2 separate regions of the Mus musculus genome follow, and region 1 is linked to region 2. A link is a loop called in an ENCODE intact Hi-C map of the cell type or tissue named here. Cell type or tissue: left cerebral cortex. All regions are shown on one strand. Links, peaks and the distances in the headings refer to the core of each region. The heading gives the core; the rest is flanking DNA. Region 1 overlaps Tbc1d14 (TBC1 domain family, member 14). Region 2 holds the start of Tada2b (transcriptional adaptor 2B).

Region 1 (2,896 bases), core at 269-2,768, 46 kb after region 2:
CCTTGCAGGGGCCCCTGTACAGGGAAAGTAAGTACAGGCACAAGCTACTGCACAGTGCAGACCATGAGAGATGCAGAGAGGTGAGAAACAACAAGTAAAGGGCCAGAAGGAACAAGAAACAGCATCTCGGTACCTGTGCTGTTTAAGCAGAGATAGATAAGGTTTATGCCAGAGGCAGGGAGAGAGGGAGAGAGAGAGGGAGGGGGAGGGGGAGGGGGAGGGGAGGGGGAGGGGGGGAGAGAGAGAGAGAGACAGAGAGAGACAGACAGACAGACAGACAGACAAACCTTCTGACAAGCAATAACCAAAGTGCACACAGTGCTGGTGGGGATGGCCCTCCCTGGACACTGCTGATCATGGCAGACCTACCCCATGCTGTTTCCTCCATTAGTTTATGCTAGCCCAAGTCTCCCCTTCATGGAATGGCCTACTTCAGACACAGACCCTGGTCAATGGGTTAGCAAGAGCATTTTAAACAGTTGATACTGAGTCAAAATTGTTCTGCCTGGCCACGATGGTCTCAACACACAGCTCCCCACAGCTGGTGGAACAATCCAAAGAAGAGGAGGAGAGTGTAAACATGGTTAAATCTTATCTGCACACTGCCTAAGGCTAGGAACCAGAAAACAAAAGTCAGCAGGCAACGGGATTTGTTTTAAAAAAGAGACAGAACACATACATGTGCATGTCTTGTGTGTGTGAGAGTGCATATGTATACACAAACACACACACACAGCAACAGACAGATTTGTATTAAAAGGGAGAGAAGATTGGATCTGAAGCAATAGAAGAATGTTTCCCAGGAGGAAGAGAAGAGAGATGGCTATCTATCAATACTATCCAGAGAACTAAAGAGATAGGCAAGAATGTCGATAATCTGATCAGACCCCCACTAGCTTCCTCAATTAGTCCACCGAGAAGACAGGACATCAATCAGGCCTGTGCTCACATCTGACTCAGCCATCTACAGCAGCAGGATCTGTCTGCTGATAAAGTCCAGGCTTCAGGACCTATGTCTGGAATAGGCTATCCCATGGGGTACTTGGGCTAGCATAAACTAACTTAAGAGACAGCACAGGGCGAGTCTGCCAACAGCACGGCAGGGAGCACGGAGGAGCTGCAGGATGGGCCATCCCGGAGGACTACCTCCCTGAGTACTGTCTTCCCCTCCATACCGGCTCCTTTGTCTGTTAAGGGGAAGATTAAACAAGAACAAGTAGGCATATGAGACATGTACCCAAAGGAGAGGCCAGAAACGTCAGGCGTATGGCTGTCACTTTTACTATAAAATCACTTCCTGCAACATTTCTCCGAAAAGGGTTGTAAGAAAGACAAAGGAGACTCGCGTGGCATGGCAGGCTGGTTTTACTCCTCGCTGTCTGTAACAAGCAGTGTTTGAGAGAAGACTGCTGTTGTAGGACATGGAGCTGTATTGCCATCTGAAGAGGGAGGGACCCACTCAGGTTTTACAGGTGCTCAGCTTTCCAGAAGACAGTGATGGTGACAGAGCCTTGGCCACCTGGCCAGGGCAAGTAGGTAAAGGCTCTGAACACCGGGAAAGTCCCTCCTCCCAGAAAGCATTCTCTAAGTTCCCGGGAATGCTGGCACCGGGCACAGCCGCTCTCAGGAGACCTTCTCTGGTGGTCAAATTACTTACAAACATCAAGAACACAAAAGTTAACACAGGCACGGGAAACTGAAATGTACCAAAACTGCACTGGGCTCTGAGAAACCCAGCTCCTGTCTGTCCTGAGTCTCCTGTCCTCCAGACTCCTCAATAAGACCATCCTATCTCTAGGTGGCCCCTGGCCTAAACTGACCTGACTCTGGAAAAGGAGCGGTGGCTCTTGGAATAAGAATGGGGTTGAAGAGTGAGGTCTCTGGACAATTTACCCTGAAAGAAAATCCTGCGAGCAGCAGACACAAAGAAGGCAGGCCTTGGGGAGGAGGTGCCTCACTGGTGTCCCCGGCAAGCTCCTGCTAGTGGGTAACACAGATGCATGTGATGTGCGCTCACCTGCACTCGGGCTCACATGCACACAGCCGCACGTACCCCGCACAGGACCAAGCAGGCCTGGAAGGGCAGGCCGAGACACTAGCGGAGGCCAAGCTGGGATGGCAGACCCGCATAAGACTCACCATGAACGCCAGGCCTCAGAGGCGCGTGGCCGGCGGCTCCATGCCCAGTGAGTGGAGGCCAGCCTCGCTCCTGCCTCTGGACCACGGATCTACACGCAGCTCCACACTGGGCGGGTGAGGCGGGCTGGTGGCCGGAACGGCAGGACACTCAATCGCTCACAGATGCAGCGATTCCCGGATCCCTGCTCAGTGTTCCTAGGTTGGGCTGGGCGAGCTGTCAAGGACCTCCTCCACAACAGACGGGGCGGGGCTGGCTGAGTCAAGGCTCAGAGGCCTCCCTGCCAATTGTGTAGCTCCCAGCTCCACAGAGAAACCTTGGGGGTGCTAACTACAGAGAAGGGAGCTAGCAAAAGACAGCATGCTGAAGAGAAAGGCCTAAGTTCTACATTGTAAGATTATAGGAAAAAAAAAAAAGCAAGAAATATGTGTCAGCAAAAGAAACTCCATAAATATACTTAGCACTTCTCAGAAGCTGGCCGGTTATAAGCATAAAGTACATACTGATAGAGCCTCCTTCTGGAAAGTTACCTGGAGGGTCACCTGACACTTTGCAGAGTGACTGGACATTATCTGAACATGCATTCATTAAAACTATTAACTTTAGGTCAGAGGGCTCCAGTGTAAATTACACCTTAGAAAAATTTTCACAAATCTGTATTAAGGGCCAAAATTATTTCTAGTGAGTAGGCTAGTCCAGAGCACTGGAACAAAGTCAGCAAGAACGCCACATAGTTCTCTTTCCTTCCTGGACACACAC
Region 2 (2,896 bases), core at 176-2,675:
CACAGGCAATCAGGTAGAGAGGGATCACCAGGTATGCGACAAGCTCCAGAAACAGAGCATATGAATGCCACACTTTCAGCACTGAGGCTCTTCTTCAAGGTCCTTCATGTTGCCTGATCTGTACAAAGCATATGCGCAATACACACCAATAAACACCACTTAGAGACAAAGTAACCCATTGTTTTTAGAGAGCAGGAGCCAGTGTTGCTCACTGGTAAGACATCTGTGGAGTAGACTCCTTCCTAAGTGGGGAAGTGGGTCCAGAAGGTCACTCATTCTACGACGATCTGAAACAGGAGGGCAGTAGGGTTGGAGTAGGGGAAGCTCGGGGAAGCTAGGGTCAGAGGGCCCTAACATACCAGGGAAGAGTCTGGACAGGAGAGGGTCATGCCGAGCTCCCTGCTTCTCTGAAAGCTTGAAGATGTGACATATTCTTGGAGGCAATGGTGACAATGCAGCCAGATCTCATCCCTAACATAGGTGAGGAATAGAAAGGAGAGCTCCTTAGAGACAGCCAGAGAACAACCAGGAGCCCAGCACACTATCTGGCTGGCACACATGAAGGCTCTTACTACCAGTGAGCTACCTCTACAGAAACCTGACAGCTAGAAAGCAGACCCCAGGATCCATGCCTCTTCAGGAACACGCCTTTGTTCATTCTTTACTGTCCACCCATCACACCATGTCCTGGGTGCTGTGGAGACTAAGACTTAAACAAGATACTGCTACTCATTGAGAACCTTAGCACAGGGCACATGCTGACACCCACAGAAAGCACACGAAGCCCTGAATGCAGACTAAGTGCAGGCGGGACGGGCAGCCCCAGGCTTCTGGCCTTCCCCACCACTATGCCCAGGAGAACACAACCGTACTAGGGGAACTCAGCAAAGGACAGTGGGATCTAGCTTGCTGCCATCTGACTCAAGGATAAGCCTGGCAACGCACAGGGCCTACCCTCTACCCGCGTTCAATGCACACCTCTTGAGGACGAGTGTGAAGGGCAGACAGCTCCGTGTCGGGGCAATGGGTCAAGGCCCTGCTCTACCAGCTGTGTGACCGCTGGTGACCAACACGTTCCGGACACAACCATCCGACCACCTGCGGCCCTCCGCAACGTACACCGAGCCAGCCAGCCATGCCCTCCCTTCTAGCCGTAGCCCGCCGCTCACCCAGTTGCCGAAGCCGAACTGCTCGATGGCGTCCAGCAGCAGCTGCTCCTCGCGGCTGGTCCAGCCGCCCTCCGCCTCAGGACCCCAGAGTGTGAATCGTCCGCCGTCTACCAGCTGGTAGCCGTGGTAGCGGCGGTGGTGGCCGATCTCCGCGCCGGCCGAGAAGCACTCGGGGCACAGCTCGATGTCCTGGCACTCTGTGCAGCGGAAGCGCAGCGGGCTCACCTCGGCCAAGCAGTACACGCAGTACTTCTTACCCAGCTCCGCCATCTTCCCCCGCTCGCCCGCCGCCCGGCCCGCAGCCGCCGCGCCCCCGGCCGTCAGCGCCCCGCCGCCTGCCGGGCTCGCTGCGCCCGCCGCGCCCGTGCCGCTGCCGGCCGCTGCCACGGCCGCCCCCGCCCAGGCGCCGCCGGAGCCGGCCAGGCGGGCCGCGTCCCGCCTCAGCACGCAGGCGCCCTCCGGCCCGGCCCGGCCGCCGCCGCCGCAGCCGCTGTCTCCCCGCCGCATCGCGCAGGCGCCCCCCGCGCGCCCTCTCGCGGACAGCCGAGTCTTTGCTCTGCGCCTGCGCGCCGGCGCCTCCCGCGGCCTCATGGACTGGAGGAGCCGCGAGGCCCCGCCCTAAGCCTGTCAGCCGGCGGGGCGCGGACCGGAAGTAGGCCGTGCGGGCCACGCCTCTCGGGAACCAGCGTCCAATTAGCGCCTCCCTTCACCTGTTCGCAGATCTTCATTGGCCTAATATTGCCGGGAGGTGGAGAGAAATGGAAGGCGGGTGACCAATCGCGGGGCCCACCGCGCGCCCTGGTTGCCCCGGGAAACCTAACAGCAGGCATCAGCCGGCCTCAGAGCGGGGCCGGCGGGTCGAAAATGGACAGCCACTACGGGGACATCGAGGGCAAAGACCGAGCCGAGGAAGGCCTGGCCAGGCAGTCGCTCGAGATCAAGGTTAGCTCCGAACCTCTGACTCCGGCCAACCCTGTAGAGCAGGAGCCAGAGCCGAAGCCAGAGCCGGAGCCGACGCAAGGGCGGGAGCCTGAGAGCGAGACCCAGCCGGTGTCGGACAGCTCAAAAGCGAAGGATTCGGAGGGGATCGATTACGCGCATGTTGAGGTCCCGGAAAGTCCGGGGGCCGCTGAGACCGCGGGCGAGGCCGTGTCCCGAGAGCCAGAGAGTCTGCCACAGACCCAGCCCAAGACCAAGCCGGAGTCCAAGGAACCAGAGGACAAAGACGAAGACGAGGATGAGGACGAGGATGAGGACGAGGACGAGGACGAGGATGAGGATGAGGATGAGGATGAGGGAGAGGAACGGGACAGGCCAGAGAAGCCGAAGGGCAAGGGGAAGAGGGAGAAGAGGAAGGAGTCACGGTTCCGGCCATCTCTACCGCTGACCACAATTGTTGAGGAGGGGGCTGCCCCAGGCCCACAAGCTGCGAAAGAGAAAGCAAGGGAGTCACTGAAGAAGAGAGACAGTGAAGAGATCGAGGGGACAGATCGAGAACGACACAAAAGCACAGAAGAGCAACTTCACCCTGGAGAGGCCAAGGAAGAGGAGAAACAAAAAGGGGCGTCCACTGAAGAGTTTGAGTGGACAGCGGACATGCAGAAGCTGCAAGAGCAGCAACTGCGCGGCGAGCTGGTGGAACAGTACCACTCCCTGCTAGTGGAGCGGAACCGTTATCAGCGCTACAACATGTACCTACAGCAGAAGATTCACGAGACCCTACGCAA

What was found. Hi-C counts contacts between places; a loop is a spot of excess contacts. Peaks named below come from ENCODE experiments on the same cell type or tissue, not always from the same donor. Only the 100,000 strongest peaks of a DNase experiment are listed, where the experiment ranks them.
Region 1: it touches region 2 in a loop (2.1-fold over the local background); 7 of 42 quality-filtered maps call a loop at or near these places.

What each region holds. Positions count from the first base shown.
Region 1 is chr5:36,528,284-36,531,179 of GRCm38, forward strand. All of the region lies in intron 3 of Tbc1d14 (TBC1 domain family, member 14), which reads right to left. Among named protein-coding and RNA genes, the nearest start is that of Gm32528, 17 kb to the left of the region's middle. In left cerebral cortex, for the core only: no CTCF peak of the experiment used is centred there; DNase peaks (open chromatin) are centred at 1,411, 1,596 and 2,331; H3K4me3 peaks cover 1,799 bases; H3K27ac peaks cover 2,186 bases.
Region 2 is chr5:36,482,619-36,485,514 of GRCm38, forward strand. It overlaps Tada2b (transcriptional adaptor 2B), which reads right to left and starts at 1,667. Exons shown (of 2, transcript NM_001170454.1): 1 at 1,170-1,667. The coding sequence starts at 1,439. It overlaps Ccdc96 (coiled-coil domain containing 96), which reads left to right and starts at 1,970. Exons shown (of 1, transcript NM_025725.3): 1 at 1,970-2,896. The coding sequence starts at 2,034. In left cerebral cortex, for the core only: a CTCF peak has its summit at 1,726 (motif pointing left); DNase peaks (open chromatin) are centred at 1,210 and 1,839; H3K4me3 peaks cover 2,115 bases; H3K27ac peaks cover 677 bases.